Linked DNA regions of Homo sapiens: region 2 is linked to region 1. Evidence: chromatin contacts called from ENCODE Hi-C or POLR2A ChIA-PET data. All regions are on one chromosome and are shown on one strand. The core of a region is the stretch at or near the end of the contact, and the rest is flanking DNA. Distances in the headings are between cores, read along the strand shown.

Region 1 (4,814 bases), core at 1,124-3,623:
GGTCTTTATTCTGTTCCGTTGATATGTGTCTATTTTTCTGCCAACACTGCACGGTTTTTGAAATTGTACCTTTACAGTAGGCTTCAAGTTTGGGTGGAGTGATTCCTCCCATTTTATTTTATATACACACACCTTTCCTCCCCAACCCCCAATCATTTGAAGGCATGTTAAATGCATCGTGGCTCTTTATTCCTAAATGCCTTCGTGTGTATTTTCTTTTTAAATTTTTTTTTATATTTTTCAATTTTTAATAAGAGAGACAAAAGGTTTCACCACATTGCCCAGGCTGGTCTTGAACTCCTGAGCTCAAGCCACCTGCCCACCTCAGCCTCCAAAAGTGCTGGGATTACAGGCGAAGCCACCGTGTGGGGCTTCAGTGTGTGTTTTCTTAAAATAGGGATATTTTCTTACATAATCGCAGTGTAGTTATTAATGTCAGCAAGTTTTTTATTGATAAACATTTTTCTCTAATCTGCTACATATATATATATATATATACACATTTTTGTAAAATTAACTCAGTAATGTGCTTTAGAGCCTTAAAAAACAAAAACAAAAAACTACAAAACAGTGTCCAGTCTAGAGTCAGGTGGTATTGTATTTAGCTGCAATGTCTCTTCTGTCACCTTTTTTTTTTTTTTTTTTTGAGATGGAGTCTTGGTCTGTCTCCCAGGCTGGAGTGCAATGGCGCAATCTTGGCTCACTGTAACCTCCGCCTCCCAGGTCCAAGTGATTCTCCTGCCTCAGCCTCCCGAGTAGCTGGGATTACAGGTGCACGCCACCATGCCCAGCTAATTTTTGTATTTTTAGTAGAGACGGGGTTTCGCCATGTTGGGTCTGGAACTCCTGACCTCAGGTGATTCATCTGCCTCGGCCTTCCAAAGTGCTGGGATTACAGGTGTGAGCCACTGCATCCAGCCCAGTCACCTTGAATCTAGAATATCTCCATAGCTTTTCTTCTTATTTTATGACATTGATACTTTTGAAGAATACAGCACTTCCCTGCTCCTTTTAATAGTGGATTCCTCATTTTGGGTTTATCTGATGTTTCCCCATGATTAGCTTCATGCTGTGCATGTTTGGCCAGAATACTCCATAGATGATGTGTCTTTCTCAGCATATCACATCTGCAGGCATTCGATTTTCACCTGTCTCCACTGGTGATTTTTTTTTTTTTTTTTTTTTTTTTTTTTTTAGATAACGTGACTCTGTCAGCCAGGCTGGAGTGCAGTGGCACCTTCTCGGCTCACTGCGGCCTCTAACTCGCTGGGCACAGGTGATTCTCCCACCTCAGCCTCCTGAGTAGCTGGGACTGAAGGTGTGTGCCACCATGCCTGGCTAATTTGTGTCTGTGTGTGTGTGTGTGTGTGTGTGTGTGTGTGTATGCATTTTTGGTAGAGACGGGTTTTTGCTTTGTTGTGCAGGCTGCTCTTGAACTCCTGGGCTCAAGTGATCCGACTGCCTCAGCCGCCTGAAGTGCTGGGACTACAGGCGTGAGACACCGTGTCCGATCTCCACTGGTGATTTTAATTTTGGTCACCGATAGAAGCTCTTGTCTGATATTATTTGGGCCTACAAAAATGGCAATTTCATAATTTGACCTAACATAAAACCTTTTTACTGAGGTTTTAGATATCTAACCTGTACTCTCTGACGCTCGGTTTCCCTATCTGTTGAGTTTGGAGATTGTTTCTGCCCCACGAGTATTACTGGAGGGGTTAAATAAGATGATGTATGTAAAATCTGCCACATAAAAAGCATTCTATAAATATTAGCTATTATTATTGCAGCCAGGTCGTGTTCAAGGGCATTGGTTTTGATCTTCCTCTCAGTCTCTCCCAATTCCAAGCAAAATCTCAACAGAGACCAGTGATGGCATGGGGATGGGGTGAGGGAGCCTCACTTCTGCCATCTCAGTTTCCTCATCTGGAAAATGGGAAACGCCTCCCACACCACGGGGTTGCAATGAGGTTTCATGAAATGTGTGTAAAAGTAACTGGACATAGAACAAGTTCTTAAAAAATCATGTGGGTGACTAGTAATCTCTTGTATTAGGAAAACAGGAATATCTGTCAGAACTAAAACCACGTTCTAACGTGATGTTTCATTTTGAGGCGGTAGCACGGTGTGAGTAAACATCGTCAGAGTCTAGGGCTCTGGAATTTCTTTAGCGCTGTGTGATTGTGGGCAGATGCCTTACCCTCTCGGAGTGTGGAGTGTATGGTTTGTAACAGGGAGATAAAACGGGTGAGAGCCCCCTAGGACTCCTGTGTTAATAAAGGGTGCTAACGGTGCCCCCCGAGTGAGCGGCGCGGGCCCGCGCGCACCCGCACGCCTCGGGCGCCAGGCGCCGCCGTGTGGGCGGAGCCGGGCAGCCTCCCCTGTCGGCGCCAGCCACGGCTCCCGGCCCCAAGCTCCGCCCCCGGCGCGCATCTCCCAGCAGCGGCCCGGCACCTGGCAGACGCGCGGCGGCGGCGGCGAGCGGTGGCGCTCGGCTCGGGCGACCGCGGCGGGGGAGGGCGCGGCGCACCGATGGGCGCCACTGAGAAGGGAGGCCAGAAGAGCCGGAAGCTGTTTTCCTTGCGGCGGCCGTGGAAGGCGACCCGGCGGCTGTGGAGGCCACGCTCAGCTCGCCAGGCGGCGCAGGGTGAGTGTGGGCGCGGCCGGTCGGGACCTGTTACCCTGAGGCAGGGGCGCAGCGGCGGCGGGGCCGTCCCCGGCGGTCTCTCGGGTCGCGTTCCCGGCCCTGGGAGCCTGGATGCCTAGGCGACGCCCGAACCCGACCCTCGGTCGCGGGTACCGGGACCGCTGGGGAAGCGCAGGGGCTGATGTCGGCACAGTCTCCTTTCCTCTAGCCCCTGCTCGTTGCTTTGGCTCTGGACACAGGGAAGCCACGGTGGCGCGGCGACACAGCCTCACTGAGGTTAGCTTGTCCCCGGCCCCCAGCACCTGGCCTGGCGCCTGCAATGCAGTGCCTACTGGGGGAATGAATCAGAACCCGAGGCTCCCTTCAAGGTCCTCCCGCCCTGTACCCACCTCCTCTCTACCTGCCTGCGGTGATTTCGAAGCTCTCGCCACGATAAACTATTTCCAAGCACACTCAGTCCTGTCCTCGCCAGGGCCTCAACTCACAGCCAATCACTGACTCACTCCATTCATTCATTCCACAATTTTTATCGAGCCCCTCCATCTGCCTTGGCCGGAGAACACGATGGGCAAAGCCCGGATCTTGGAACTACTTCTAGAGAGGAAGACAGACATTACACACGCAAAACAGAGAAAGCCCGGTACACATTGCTATGTGCGCTTAGAGGGAATCAGTCTGCTGACAGAGGAAAAAAGGCAGGTCCCCGAGCTTCCATGGCAGGCGGACTGGGAAGGCCTCTCCGAGGCATTGCAAGTCAGCGGAGACCCGAGGACTGACTAGGAGTTACTCTAGCGTGAAGCCGAGTAATAGAGAATAGCAAGTGGAAAGGTTCCCAGAGTGCCTGAATTGAGCAAGGGGAAAGAGAGGGATGCAGGGCCTGGATCGAGGTCTGGGCAGAACATGAAGAGGAGTTCGGATTTTATTCTACGTGAGCTGGGAAAACACTGAAGTGTGCTAAGCAGGGAAGTGACCTGATCTGGGGGCTCCCGGCTTTTCTCTGTCTGCAGTGTCCATGCTCGCATCTCAGCCTGCCGGATTCCTACCCTCCTGCCAAGACTAGCACAAATGCAGTCTCCTCGCTGAAATCTCTGTGGTTCCTGCCACCTGTAACCCCTCCTTTAGCATTTCGTCACCTGTAGAGCGTTTGTCACTGTTCATCTGGTATTAAAGATTCCACATTCTCATCCATTTCATCTTTGCATCCCCCACGAGGCTAAGTGCAGGGCTTGGTACTGTGTAGATACTGCTTATGAATGTGTCTTGTCTTGTCCTTTTTGTCTGTTTCCATCATCTGAGGATCCTTCCTCTGGGGGGTTGACATGCCTTATTTCTAAAATGGCCGACCGGATGCAGGGCAGAGCCAGATTGCACCAGGACCCTGCCATCGATATAGTCCCCCTCACCCACCCCCGGTGTTTTGAGGATTAAATAAATTAATGAATTAAACGAGTTAGTAGTTATAAAGTGTTAGCACCTATTAAGCATTATAAAAATAAATTTGAAAATGACCAGCAATAATTATCTTTCAAATATTTATTTATTGCATTGGAAACAAGCTTTTCTATTGGTGGTTGTTAGGGAGACTCTGCAGCTTGTCATTGTCATCTTGCCGGCTTTTAAGTATGTGTTCCTACTTTTTAAAAGTCAGTGCACCAACAAAATTCTTTCCATACTGTCATCAAGAACTATTGCTGAGGCCGGGCGCAGTGGCTCACCCCTGTAATCCCAGCACTTTGGGAGGCCAGGCGGACGGATCACTTAAGGTCAGGAGTTCGAGCCCAGCCTGGCCAAGGTGGTGAAACCCCGTCTCTACTAAAAATACAAAAATTAGCTGGGCGTGGTGGCATACACCTGTAGTTCCAGCTACCTGGGAGGCTGAGGCAGGAGAATCGCTTGAACCCAAGAGGCAGAGGCTGCAGTGAGCTGAGATTGCACCACTGCACTCCAGCCTGGGCCACAGAGTGAGATTCTGTCTCAGACAAACAAACAAAAAGAACTATTGCTGAAACTTAATAGGGCCGAAGGCTGACCACTTTTTATCATGAGCTTGAATGAGATCGATGATTGCAACAAGTATTCCTTGAGTGATAATTACATGCATAGTGTTATTCCAGATGTTGTGTGAATGCTTACAAAAGAGGAATAGATGAATATTGCCACTGTAGTA
Region 2 (4,814 bases), core at 1-2,500, 1.1 Mb after region 1:
CACTCTGTTCCCTGTATTTTGTGGTAATTGACGGCTATGCAAGATGTAGATCCAACATTTATGGGGTAGTTTTTCAACAGCTTTCACCATAGAGAACATGGCAAACTTCAATAGTCACCAAAATATACTAACTAGAGTCACCAAGATAAAGCAGGCAATTAACTCCAAGAAGAGAAAAAGAGTACCCCCTGAGAAACTACAAATTGCCATTAATTTTCATTTTGAGTGTCAATATGCTGTAGTATTCTAATCCCATTCATGCCTAGAGTGCTGGAATTAGACATTGACTGTCTTGCAAATTTATTAAAAATAATCTTATTCAGCATAGTAGTTAGTAAGGCTCTGAGACCAGGCACTCTGTAGACACGGGTGAGGATTCCAATCCCTCAGGCTTCCGCTCCTCCTTTATGGTGTTGTGTGCAGGAAGCAATGAAAGTTGAATAGAGCTAACCCTAACAAAAGGGCTAACCTTCAATGCTGACACAGTTAGCTTAAGTAAAAAGCATGCAGCCTCAGTCATTTTCTAGTTCTACAGTGGAAAGGTTGTCAGGGAAAGCAATTATTTAGTGCATGAATGATGCCCAACTGACAGCTAAGATTAATTTTTAAAAATATCTCTTTTTACTTTACTACCTTTAAAAAATTATTGATTATTCAGATAATTGTCTCAGGTTAAGCTTGAGCATAACATGCACCATGACACATATGATATAAGGCAATGAGGCCAGGGAGTGGTGGCTCACGCCTGTAATCCCAGCACTTTGGGAGGTCGAGGCAGCACTTTGGGATTGCTTGAGCCCAGGAGTTCGAGATAATGCAATGCAAACATTTTTGTGGCCACCAGAAAGAAATTGATCTACACCAGTTCTTTGGGAACTGAATTATCCATGGCAAAAAAAAACTATATTCCATATTCAGTTTTCAATGTTGCTGAAATTATCTGAGATTTCCATCCAAGTTGACATCTTAAAACTTTATCATGATCATCACTCCCTTTACTATGTAGTCTTATTTGGCCATATTTTGCTTACCCTTATCAACTAAGGAGCCAGTGTAAATCTCTGAGTTGCAGATCTGGAAGTGATGTGAAGAAATGTTATAGAGGGAGTGTACTTATCAGTGGTATCCACTACATTTTTGCAAAAACTCTGTGTTCCTAGTTCTGTTTCAGCTACGTGGCCACTAAGTTTTGTTTGCAATGTCTGATCTTAAGAACAGCGATAGGTGAAATTGTGTTATGCTGAGGGGTATTTGGGAATTACATAAGTGCAGTCTACATGCAACTGGTAGAGAGTTAACTGTGTTTGGTGGAGGAAAAGCAAGCATCTTTCATCTTTACTTCATCTAGGTAGGGTTGTGCTTTTTTAGTTTGTTTGTTTTCCTTAATCCTTTAAATTTTGAAGAAAACTGAGTGATTCAAATCTCCTAAAAGACTTTCTCAAATGTACTTCATAGCCTAGAGAGTTAGCTAAGAAACATCGTCCTCTGTTTGGCCCAAATTTCTCTGATCCCTTAATGCTGGCCACAGTCCAGATGGAATTCCAGAATTTTAGAGAATGGTGCTGCCAGGTAGGTTAGTCTTGTAAATTATTTTCCTCCAAGAATTACTAGAAGATGGAATAAGTTCAGCAGAAGTTTTACAAGGCAATGGTATTGTTATTTAAGATGAAAAGGATGGCTAGTGAACCTCCTGCCAGCTGCCCAAATTCGATTAGACATGTTAGAGCTAGCCGTTTTGCTTAACAACAGATTGCCTTCTTAGAATTGTTCATTAATTTTGTGTTTCAATTTTCATCACCTCCTGAATTAGAAGAATTGTCTTACACTTCAGCAAAATGCATCAGAGCATGAGTTCCTCAGTGGCAAAACAGTCAGATGTTTTGAAAACAGGATGCTTTGGCTCTCCATTATAAAAAGAGGAACGGAAAGAGAAACAGTATAGAAAGGAAGAAAGCAAATAGCCTCAGCAGGGTCCCCAGCCCAACAACGGCATAAACAGTGACCTATCTTCCTGACCTTCACTGTGGCTCAGTTCCTGACCTCGTGTCACCAAAGCCAACCAACGTCATTAGAGGAGGATAGGAGGAATGGCGCAGCTGCTGTGAGGGTGACTACAATTTCCTGTCTCCTTCCTGACAGACGCAGTCAGTAAAGTACAGGGTTGCAACAACAGTGGCTGAGGAAGGACCAACCCAGAACAATCCCAGGGAGGCGTAATTGTGACTGGCGGGGAATGGGGAGGTGTTCCTTCCCTCATTGTACTGAGAAACCTAGTCTTTCACCTAGAATTTTCAGGTGAAAAACGTCAAAAGGGTCATTCTTACCCAGAATGCTAAATGTTTTTCAAAAGATGAACATACTGTGGTATTCAGAAAAGCTATATTCAAGCAACTAGTCACTGTCTTCACTTCCCCCACAAACGCCCTCCACTGTCCTTTTCATTCTCCATTGGTTTGGCTCTGGGGCTGTTTTATATGCAGAACAAAGGTTGGGTGCTGCTGGGTGAAAATGGATATTCTGTTGTTGAAGAGTGGCCCTGTGTATTAGTACTTTTTTTTTAGAATGAAGCATTAGGACTTAGCACTTGAGTAAATGTTTGCTAAGATAGAAATGGAAGATAGATGGTCCTTCTTCTCTTAAGGCATTGTGAAGTCGGCTACAGATAACCATCATGAGGAAGTGAGTCCTCCTGGCTATGCAGGCTTATTTTTCCAGTTCTTCAGGTGCAGCCATACTACAGTACTAAACATGGAGCACAAAGGCAACTAATTGCCAGTGCTCTTGGGTTTGCAGGATAAAGTCACACTATTCTACCAGGCCCCGAGCCAGCTGGGAATTAGGCTGCATGACACTGGATGGTGATCATGACAGGCTGATTGCCCTAATGAGGGGTGAACCATTTTGTATTTAACTAAATAATCAATAACTATGGAAAATGCCAGCTCCTGCAGAACTGACAGGAAATAGATCTTACTGGCCAATGGATTCATCTTAGAACTCTGTAAGAGAGAGGGTAGACAGGCGCTCAGTCCTTGAAAGGAATATTCATGCCACTTTTGCCTAAAATGTAATGATATGATTACAGCAGTGCCGCCCTTAGCATAAGATGCATCCATTTGCTGGGCCCTGTGCTGTAATCAGAGGGCCTTAGCCTGGCCTTCCTTCTGCTGCCCTCCACCCAAGGAAGTAAGGAGTTGGCCGGGCCAAGGGAGCAGCTTTGCTCCCCTCTCTAAACTACATTTTGCATCTGCTGGACCCCCACATTCTCTGTCCAAATGGCTTTGAACCCACTTCCCGGCCACACAAGCCTCTTCCTGGGATGTGCTGCAGGCATACACACCCTTAGGCCTAAGGAGTTTAACCAAGAGGCAGCAATGAGAGGTGTGAAGAGACTTGTGTAGGAGGAACTTGGGTAAGCAGGCTGCGGTCCAGGGCTCACGACGGCTGCTCACAGGTCCCTGGAGATGGAAGGACATGGGGAAAGAGGAGGGCCAACCCATATCCAAGGAGTTCAAGAATTCTAAATTCAACCTGACCTTCCAGGCTGTTATGGAGGGATATCTGTCAAGGTAAAGGAGATAGCTCAATGTATATCTTTGTATATTTAGACTTACAGTGTGTGGCCCCACACATGTTAGAGGTGACCCTGGATTAGAGGGCAGAATAGAATTAAAATCAGTTCTGGTAGCCAGGTGGGCACTCACACATTTTTTTGGTTCAACTTTTCTCTCTTTACTGCTCAGATTTATATAGACTAAATTATGGAGGGAGCAAAATAAAGTGAAAAGAGCCTAGGAATAAGCCATGAGTTTGAGTTCTAGCCCTGCCTTTACTTAGGTATAGTAATATAGACAATAAAACTATTTGGAATCTTTCCATATTCTCTTCTATAAAACAAAATAATTGGAAAAGACCCAGCTCTTCAGTTTATTGATTGAATAATATTAGTAAACAACAGAACTACCTTTACAGGTGTATGCAAACATTGTGCTAAGCTCTTTACCTCATTCTGTAATCAATATTCACAGTAACACTTTGAAATAGGTACTGTTATTATTCCTGCTTTACAGATGAGTAAAGTGAGGCATACAAAGTTGAAATAACTTGCTTAAGGTAAATCATAGAGCCAGGATTCATATCCAGTCCATCTGACTTACCATCAATGATCCCAATGAGGCATATAAAGAAAGAAAAAAGTTTAGAGTTATTTAATAATTCTTCTAAGGGGATTTTGGATTGGTTGGTGGGTGATCTTGTTCTTTCAACTGTGGCAAGCATTATTAGTGAGGCCTAGTTCAAATTTATATTCTGTAGCTACCATACTCACAGCCTCTAGGATGGCCATTAATTGCCCTAAGCTCAGTCTTCTTGCCTGGGAAGCAGTGTAAGGGGAAAGAGCAATCGCAATTATAGAAAATGGTTATAAAGTGCTCATAAAAATGCAAATAATAGTATTAAACTAATCCATTGCCTATTTCAGATCAATTTGCTCACTTCACTATCTGTTTCTTAAAATTCTCCAACATAGCCTAAGATAAGATAGTAAAGGTCTGTTCAAAGCACTGTAGACTAACCCCAAATTCCCTTTTTCCCTGCTTCTCAAAATAAAAAGGGAAATAGAGATAAGCTATTCTTGGCCGGGCGCGGTGGCTCACGCCTGTAATCCCAGCACTTTGGGAGGCCGAGGCGGGCGGATCACAAGGTCAGGATATCGAGACCATCCCGGCTAAAACGGTGAAACCCCGTCTCTACTAAAAATACAAAAAAATTAGCCGGGCGTAGTGGCGGGCGCCTGTAGTCCCAGCTACTTGGGA

The links. A loop is a pair of places that touch in the nucleus more often than their neighbours do. ChIA-PET counts read pairs that join two places held with the same protein, here RNA polymerase II (POLR2A). Pooled maps may share reads with other maps.
Region 2: a map of naive thymus-derived CD4-positive, alpha-beta T cell shows a loop between it and region 1 (2.5-fold over the local background). The contact joins two enhancer-like sites. A Hi-C loop is called at or near these places in 2 of 168 maps with a recorded cell type or tissue (both naive thymus-derived CD4-positive, alpha-beta T cell) and 3 of 50 pooled maps. POLR2A ChIA-PET finds 5 or more read pairs at or near these places in 2 of 52 experiments (BJ and WTC11).

Annotation. Positions count from the first base shown.
Region 1 is chr1:65,252,003-65,256,816 of GRCh38, forward strand. No RefSeq gene overlaps it. Among named protein-coding and RNA genes, the nearest start is that of DNAJC6-AS1, 55 kb to the right of the region's middle. RefSeq lists silencers at 2,088-2,587, 2,678-2,747. Within about 2 kb of position 2,374, at least 14 of the 41 ENCODE cell types and tissues checked have a DNase peak (open chromatin) inside an H3K27ac peak, as active enhancers do.
Region 2 is chr1:66,334,102-66,338,915 of GRCh38, forward strand. The region is part of intron 8 of PDE4B (phosphodiesterase 4B); the gene reads left to right. Among named protein-coding and RNA genes, the nearest start is that of SGIP1, 200 kb to the right of the region's middle. RefSeq lists enhancers at 2,835-2,884, 2,945-2,994. Within about 2 kb of position 1,251, at least 31 of the 41 ENCODE cell types and tissues checked have a DNase peak (open chromatin) inside an H3K27ac peak, as active enhancers do.